2 separate regions of the Homo sapiens genome follow, and region 1 is linked to region 2. The links are chromatin loops, found by intact Hi-C in ENCODE. Cell type or tissue: heart right ventricle. All regions are shown on one strand. Region 1 overlaps RIPPLY3 (ripply transcriptional repressor 3). Region 2 has its middle 24 kb from the start of CLDN14.

What was found. Peaks named below come from ENCODE experiments on the same cell type or tissue, not always from the same donor. Only the 100,000 strongest peaks of a DNase experiment are listed, where the experiment ranks them.
Region 1: it touches region 2 in a loop (4-fold over the local background); 12 of 110 quality-filtered maps call a loop at or near these places.

Annotation. Positions count from the first base shown.
Region 1 is chr21:37,008,007-37,012,006 of GRCh38, forward strand. It overlaps RIPPLY3 (ripply transcriptional repressor 3), which reads left to right. Exons shown (of 4, transcript NM_018962.3): 2 at 151-217. Among named protein-coding and RNA genes, the nearest start is that of RIPPLY3, 3.3 kb to the left of the region's middle. RefSeq lists an enhancer at 2,088-2,147. In heart right ventricle, CTCF peaks have their summits at 2,049 and 2,250; a DNase peak (open chromatin) is centred at 2,035; H3K4me3 peaks cover 677 bases; H3K27me3 peaks cover 2,861 bases.
Region 2 is chr21:36,502,611-36,506,610 of GRCh38, forward strand. It overlaps a transcript of CLDN14 not described here. Among named protein-coding and RNA genes, the nearest start is that of CLDN14, 24 kb to the left of the region's middle. In heart right ventricle, CTCF peaks have their summits at 1,799 (motif pointing right) and 1,999; no DNase peak of the experiment used is centred here; H3K27me3 peaks cover 1,466 bases.

The DNA.
Region 1 (4,000 bases), 510 kb after region 2:
CCACAGCCCTGAGAACTCCAGGGAAAGTTCCTGGGGGGTCCGGTGCCTCTTTTTCAGGCAGACACTGGAACTAAGAATAGCTCTCATGGCATAGTTTGAAGGCAGCAGAAGTGCCCAGGGTTCACTCTCTCCTGGCGCTTGCCGTTCCAGCCCCGCGCCGTGGCGACCTTGGATCCAGACACCTGGAGATGCTGAGCTGACCAGAACTGGAAGGCCGGTAAGGTTCAGTGCGGGCGTTGTAGGTAACCCTTCCAGCCAGAAAGTGGCATCGTCTTTTAAAATACAGGGACCGTGAATGGCCTTCTGCGCAGGGCCGTCCCTTGGGCGTCTAACCCAGGAGCGCCTCGGGGTCTGGGAGTTGGAACCTGAATGAGTAAGGTGTTAATCAGACCTGACTCGCATTATAGATTGGGCTCCTGGTGGCTTCTCCTTCCTAAAAAAGCATACCCACTATAAAAGCATAATCGTAGGCTGGGCGCGGTGGCTCGGGCCTGTAATCTCAGCACTTTGGGAGGCCGAGACGGGTGGATCACCTGAAGTCAGGAGTTCGTGACCAGCCTGGCCAAGATGGCGAAACCCCGTCTCTACTAAAAATATAAAAATTAGCTGGGCATGGTGGCAGGCGCCTGTAATCCCAGCTACTTAGGAGGCCGAGGCAGGAGAATCGCTTGAACCCGGGAGGCGGAGGTTGCAGGGAGCCGAGATCATGCCACTGCACTCCAGTGTGGGCGACAGAGCAAGACTCATCTCAAAAAAAAAAAAAAAAAAAAAAAACCGTAGTCGTTTCATGGGAATTATAAGGAATGTCCTCCCTGTTGCGGTTTCTTCTGCAAAGCAACAGGTCGGGAGGGGAGGGGAGAGGCTGCCACTATCGCTTGCCTTGGAGAAAAGCTTAGAGCACCATTAGCGTTGGGCCGGTGCCACAGAGCAAATAGGACTGAGCCCCATCTGAGGTGCCCAGAGTTGCCGTTAAAAGCCCCCACCCCGCGTCTGGCCCTTTCTGAAGCACTTTCAGCCCCGTCAAGCACTCCTGGGGTATCTCATGTTGTCTGAGCAAATACACTCAAGCAGAGGGCTTTGTGGGCAAGATTAATGACCTCCACCATTCTTTTGTTACTCTGCATTGGTAACTCAGTTGCTTTATACTTACTGATGTAATGACTTGCTTTCATAGAATTTACCTTTCCTTTGTTACATTTTAAAATATAAATTGATGACTTTTACTTAATTTTTTTTTTTTTGATGACTCTTAAAACACTGAAGAATTAGGCTGGGAAAGACCATGTATTGAATTTACGTAACACGTGTTATATGGACTAACGTGCAGTTATTTGTAATATGGTAAGAAAACTTGATTGTGGGAAAACAGACCTTCACCGTATTTTGATATTTACACGACTTTATTAAATTAATCTGAATATTGGGAATTTTAATTTACTTCAAAGAAGGAAGCAGATAAAAGATAAATCAATTAACAAGAGATGATTTTTAGTCCCCGATTATTTATACATATATCTAAATAATGTAAAATCCCTTCTTTTGCATTCAAACTTAGTTCTTAAACATAAAATTTAAAGGTGCTTGTGTGAGAATATAGATGTTTACAATTATCCAGTTTTCTTTTAAATGAAATGGATGTGGAGCCTATCAGTTTCTTGCAGGAATAAAAATACGATAGCACGCTCCCTAAGTAAGACAGATGGTTTTGGGTTTTGTTTTCTGTTTTGATAAGGCCGTTTGTGAGAAAAATTTACTTGCAGAGAAATGTTAAACGTTAACTTTCTCGCTGATCAGCAGGTAGCCTGTCACGCTGAAGTAGTTCTGTCCACGGATGTGGGTGTGGGAAGAGTGGTTGTTCCCTGGGGGCTGTAGAGCCCGCCAATCCTCACCCCTAGCCCGGAGCCCGCTCTTTGCAGAGCCCAGCTGGTTGCGCAGAGCGACCAGCGCCAGTCTGTGCTCTGGTACTGTGCACCGCCCTGGGTTCCCTGCAGTCCACCGACGAGAGCTGCCCAGCGCAGGGAAGGAACGCTTCTTGCTCAACAGCGCCCTCGCCCGACAAAGCAGGACAATTCCCCAGCTCCCAAGCCCTCTTCTGTATTTCTCAAAAATGCCATTGGCTGGAGTGGCGGTGAAGAGGACTAACGCCTGGTGACCTGTACCAGGGCTCCCGGCAAGCAAAGCAAAACTAGAATAAAACCTCAAGTAGGCCGGGCGCGTGGCTCACCCTGTAATCTCAGCACTTTGGGAGGCCGAGGCGGTCGGATCATCTGAGGTCAGGAGTTCGAGACTGACCTCACGAACATGGTGAAACCCTGTCTCTACTAAAAATACAAAAGTTAGCCAGGCAGTGGTGGTGTGCGCCTGTAATCCTAGCTACTCGGGATGCTGAAGCAGGAGGATCGCTTGAACCTGGGAGGCAGAGGTTGCAGTGAGCTGAGATCGGGACACTGCATTCCAGCGTGGGAGACAGAATGAGACCCTGTCTCAAAAACAAAAATAAAACCCAAAAAACCCTCAAGCAGAGGGAAGGCCTCAAGGCCCTGTACTCTGAGCAGCACGGTCACCCTCACCCACTTCATGCCCCTACAACACTTAGGGAGCTATCTCCCTCCCCTACCTGCACCTTTCTTGATCTCTGTTGCGTTTCCCTCCTGGCCACTTGCGGGCACTGTCAGGGAGGCAGTTTCCTGGAAAACATCAGGGACTGTTTGTTCTTCTGGGCCTGCCCTATCTGCCAGGCTCCCACTTCTTAGCCCTAGCCCGGTCAGAGACTCGAACGGGGAGGAGAAGGCTGACCCCCACTGAAAGCCTCTCTGCACCTGTCAGTCCTCAGGCTCATAGGAAAACACACTCGCACATATGTTAAACGCAGTGCTTGCGTTGTGCACATTTCTGTTCTCGTGTTTCATTATAAAATGTGAATATTTAGACATTTCCCTCAGCAGACAAAGGATCCTTTTGGAAAACAATCAGGATATTTATGGCATTTTTTTTTTTTGAGGCGGAGTTTCGCTCTTGTCGCCCAGGCTGGAGTGCAATGGTGCAGTCTCAGCTCACTGCAATCTCAGCTCACTGCAGCCTCTGCCTCCCAGGTTCAAGCGATTCGCCTGCCTCAGCCTCCAAGTAGCTGGGATTACAAGCGTGCGCCACCACGCCCGGCTAATTTTTGTATTTGTAGTAGGGACGGGGGTTTCACTATGTTGGCCAGGCTGGTCTCGAACTCCTGACCTCAGATCGTGATGCTCCTGCCTCCGCCTCCCACAGTGCTGGTAATTACGGGCGTGAGCCACTGCGCCCTGCCTGGCATAAAACTTTTAAAGCTGCATATGTTTGTGGGGTAAGGTTTTTAAAGTGGATAAAGGTGTGCTGAATGTTTTAACAGGGTCCAGTTAGAACTGGACGATTTACAGAAGTTATTCTTTCTCTGACACCTGCCACTGCCGAGTTAGGCCCTGTCTGATCGCAGGGCGCCAAATAGCCGTTAGCAGGGCAAGATTGCTTGTGGCCATAAAGTAGGGCCTGAGGAAATAGGAGTGTTTTATAATCACGAACAGAGCTTAACAAAGAAGCAGCTTCCTGTATCCCCCAAAGAGTGAACAACTTTATGGAAAAGATTTGGTTTCAAAGAGCCTCATCACTTTCTTAGCTCATCACAGTGAATTATGAAAATATGGCTGGGGCCGGGCGCGATGTCTCACGCCTGTAATCCCAGCACTTTGGGAGGCCGAGGCGGGCGGATCATGAGATCAGGAGATCGAAACACGGTGAAACCCCATCTCTACTAAAAATACAAAAAATTAGCCGGGCGTGGTGGCATGCGCCTGTAGTCCCAGCTACTCGGGAGGCTGAGGCAGGAGAATCTCAGTGAGCCGAGATCGCACCACTGCACTCCAGCCTGGGTGAGCAGAGTAAGACTCCGTCTCAAAAAAAAAAAAAAAAAAAAAAAAAAAAATGGCAGGGAAAATGTAATGTCTGCAGAGGCTCCTTACAGGCGAATTTG
Region 2 (4,000 bases):
CTTCAAATAATGTTGGGTGTGTAAGAATCAAATGCAAATTGTACAGTATTTGACACGGATGTCTTTAGGAGCCAATATTTCCTTAAATATCATGGTTTCAGTGTTATCCACTAATGCTTTAATAGATAGGGTTTCTTTGCATTCATAAATGGTAATAAAGATACGAGTTGTCTACTATAAAACCAAACACTTATATTTCCCAACTACTAAAACATCTATGTAATCTTGAATCCATCTGACCTAAAGGAAGGAAAATGTTCTCAACCCAGGCTACACATTAGAACACTTGGGAAGCTTTGAAAAATTCTTAATGAATGGGCCCCACTCCTAGACCAATTAATTCAGATCTCTGAGAAGTGTGGTCTGAGAACTGATGGTTTAGAAAACTGTACAGACAGTTCTAACATGCAGCCAGCTTGAGAACTACTGGGTTTAGACAAGAATGGATTTTTTTGTTTTTTGAGATAGAGTCTCACTCTTTCGCCCAGGCTGGAGTGCAGTGGCACAATCTTGGCTCACTGCAACCTCTGCCTCCTAGGTTCAAGAGATTCTCCTGCCTCAGCCTCCCAAGTAGCTGAGATGACAGGTGTGCACCACCATTCCGGGCTAATTTTTGTATTTTTAGTAGAGACAGGGTTTCACCATATTGGCCAGGCTGGTCTTGAGCTCCTGACCTCAAGTGATCCACCTGCCTTGCCCTCCCAAAGTGTTAGGATTACAGGCATGAGCCACTATGCCCAGCTAATATGGTTTGGTTCTGTCCCCATCCAAATCTCATCTTGAATTCCCATGCGTTGTGGGAGGGACCTAGTGGGAGGTAATTGAATCATGGGGCCAGATCTTTCTCACGTTGTTCTCGTGACAGAGATCTGATGGTTTTAAAAATGGGAGTTTCCCTCACAAGCTCTCTCTTTGCCTGTCGCCATCCATGTAAGACATGACTTGCTCCTCTTTTCTTTCCACCATGATTGTGAAGCTTCCCCAGCCACATGGAACTATGAGTTTTCCATGAAATCTCTTTCCTTTGTAAATTGCCCAGTCTTGGGTATGTCTTTATCAGCAGCATGAAAATGAACTAATACACCAGCCAAGAATGGATTTTTAAATTAATGGAGTTAGGTCTGATTAATATCAATGCATTAATGTATAAATGTCTACATTATGCATTACAATAAACAGTTTTGAATATAACACAACTAAAATATATGCAATGAATACAATACATACAGTAAGTCATTAGCTTCCAGGTATAAGTAGATGCTCAATAAATATTACTGAGTTACTGAATGAATGGCATCCTACAAAGTTTTATATGAAAAATTATATTTTGATGAAATTAAGATGCCATCAATTGTAAGATGTAGTATCACTGATAAAGAAAATAGATTCATTAAATTATGACATGCTATCTAGTATGTCACACCCTAACTTCAAAAATGTTAAAAAGGCCAGATGTGGTGGCTCATGCTTGTAATACCAGCACTTTGGGAGGCCAAAGTGGGAGGATCACTTGAAGCCAGGAGTTCAAGACCAGCTTGGGCAACATAGCAAAATCCCATCTATATGTAAAAATAAAAAAATTACCTGGGCATGGTGGTGCACGCCTGTAGTCCCAGCTACTTGTGAGGCTGAGGTAAAAGGATCACTTAAGCCTAGAAGTTTGAGGCTGAAGAGAGTTATGATCGTGCCATTGCACTCAAGCCTGTCTCAGAAAAAAGTTAAAAACAAGAAAAAAATACAATATTTTGAAATTACTGTATTCTCTTTTTCTGCTTAGTCTAGGCCAACTGTTATACCATTAACTTCCACTAGATGCCGCTGTGACCTGCTACTTCAGGTTCCGAAAGGCAATCTGAAAGCCAATTTTCTCCAAGGATTTAAAATTGAAATAATTCACCCCCTTTAAAGACAAAAGATATTTTAACCACCTCATATTTTAGGGGGTTGTGGCTCATTCTTTCTTTGTGTTAAGACCTATCTGAAGTATCTCATGAAGTGTACAATTATTTAAAAAGGAAACTGAAAAGTTTTAATGGCTTGATAGAAAACAATTGCTTCCCTTTTATCCACATCCCCAAATTTCACATTTTGCGTGTAACTCATGACTAGTCTGCAGTGGGTTATAGAGAAGAGATGGTAACACTGATAGGAAGGCTGATGTTGACTTCAATGAAATAAGAAGTAAAACTTGAAGGAAAGAGTATGACATCTTCTGATTTGAAGACAGCAGATCATGGTACCCTGTACCCATGAGTCACTGCTCCCAGAGATAGGAAAAGCTGGGTGGAAAAGAAAATTTGGGCTGATAGGACTGGGTCCTGAGCTTGAAGCCAAGCCCAGTGTTAACCCTGGGCATTGACCCAGGCCCTCCCTGACTGAAAATCTGGAAGATTTTCCCTGCTGGGTGAGAATCACTTTTTCAGCAAAACAATACAAGCTTTAGGGCCAAAAGGAAGCCCATGAAGCTTCCAGAGACGTGCTTAGAGCAATGCTGCTCAAATTCTTACCAATCTCCACTATATGAGAACAGAAATGGACAGTAAGTATCTCAAAACTTGTATAACAAATTTAAACAGGTTTACGTCTGCTAAATCTAATAAAAAGAAATCAGGATTGTATTTCATATGTCTTTGTTTCATATTTCATTTTTCCAGTAATTCAATTCTTTTAGTATTTTACAAAAGTATTGGTCCATAATAGATTGGAATTTTTTAAAAAATAGCCCTTCAGCCCAGATAGCTTTTGAAGCACTGCAGACAGCCCACCCCAAGCTGCTGGAGGAGGCAATTCCAGGACGATGAAGCCATCATACTCCTGAATAATGTTCTAGTAGACCAAACAGCTAAGAAAGGGCTGAAGAACAGGAGCACTTAGATGATAAAGGACAGGATGACTGGAGAGCTAAAAAGAAATCCTAAGAACAGAACACCTCGGGGAGTCCCAGCCTCTGAACCCACAGTCAGCAGCTCACCAGAACCTAACATTTCTGCAAAGGCTCAGAGATTCCACCATTGCCACTCCCAGCAGTTCGCCTGCCCAATGTAGACAATCAGCCTAGCACTGACTTTGGGACAAGAGGATCTCAGGTGGTTACAGTGAAAAGAAAATGCAAAACCACTCAGGATTGCCCAAGTCTGACATATTTAGGTTCAGAAGAGAAACACACAGAGAGGTCCATTGTTAACCCCTTCCTGGTTTGATCCACCCAAAGCCAGCCGGCTTGGATGGAGGGGAGGCGTAAGGCACTGTGGACTTCCATTTATGGGTAACTGTGAGCTGGCTTTTGTCTTCTCTGAAAAATGCCCTGTTACACTAGCATACTGTCAGTGTCTTTTTTGGATAGCCATTTGGTAATATCTATCAAAATGTAAACAGTGAATACTCTTCAACTCAGCTATTTCTCTGCTAGAAATTCATCCCCCAGTTATACTCCTAAAGTAAGCAAAGACATAAATAATACAGGATTCAATACTCTCTGGCTCTTTCTGAGAGAATAAAACTGGATAAAATGTAAATGTCCTTTATAAGAGATTAGTTACATAACTACGGTACATCCACACAGATTAGTATGCACCATTAAAAGATTAAATGCTTCTGCAGTTACTGATATGCAAAGAGTTCCAAGACACAATGTTAAGTGAAGGAAGCAAGTTGAAGTGCAGTGTGTACAGCATGATCCTATTTGTGTAAACAAGAACAAATGCAGTCAGGTACGGTGGCTCATGCCTGTAATCCCAGCATTTTGGGAGGCCAAGGCAGGTGGATCACCTGAGGTCAGAAGTTCAAGACCAGCCTGACCAGCATGGCAAAGCCCCATCTGTACTAAAAATACAAAAATTAGTTGGGTGTGGTGATGGATGTCTGTAATCCCAGCTATTTGGGAGGCTGAGGCAGGAGAATCGTTTGAACCGGGGGGGCGGAGGTTGCAGTGAGCCGAGATCGGGCCACTTCACTGCAGCCTGGGTGAAAGACCAAGACTCTGTCTCAAAAAAAAAAAAAA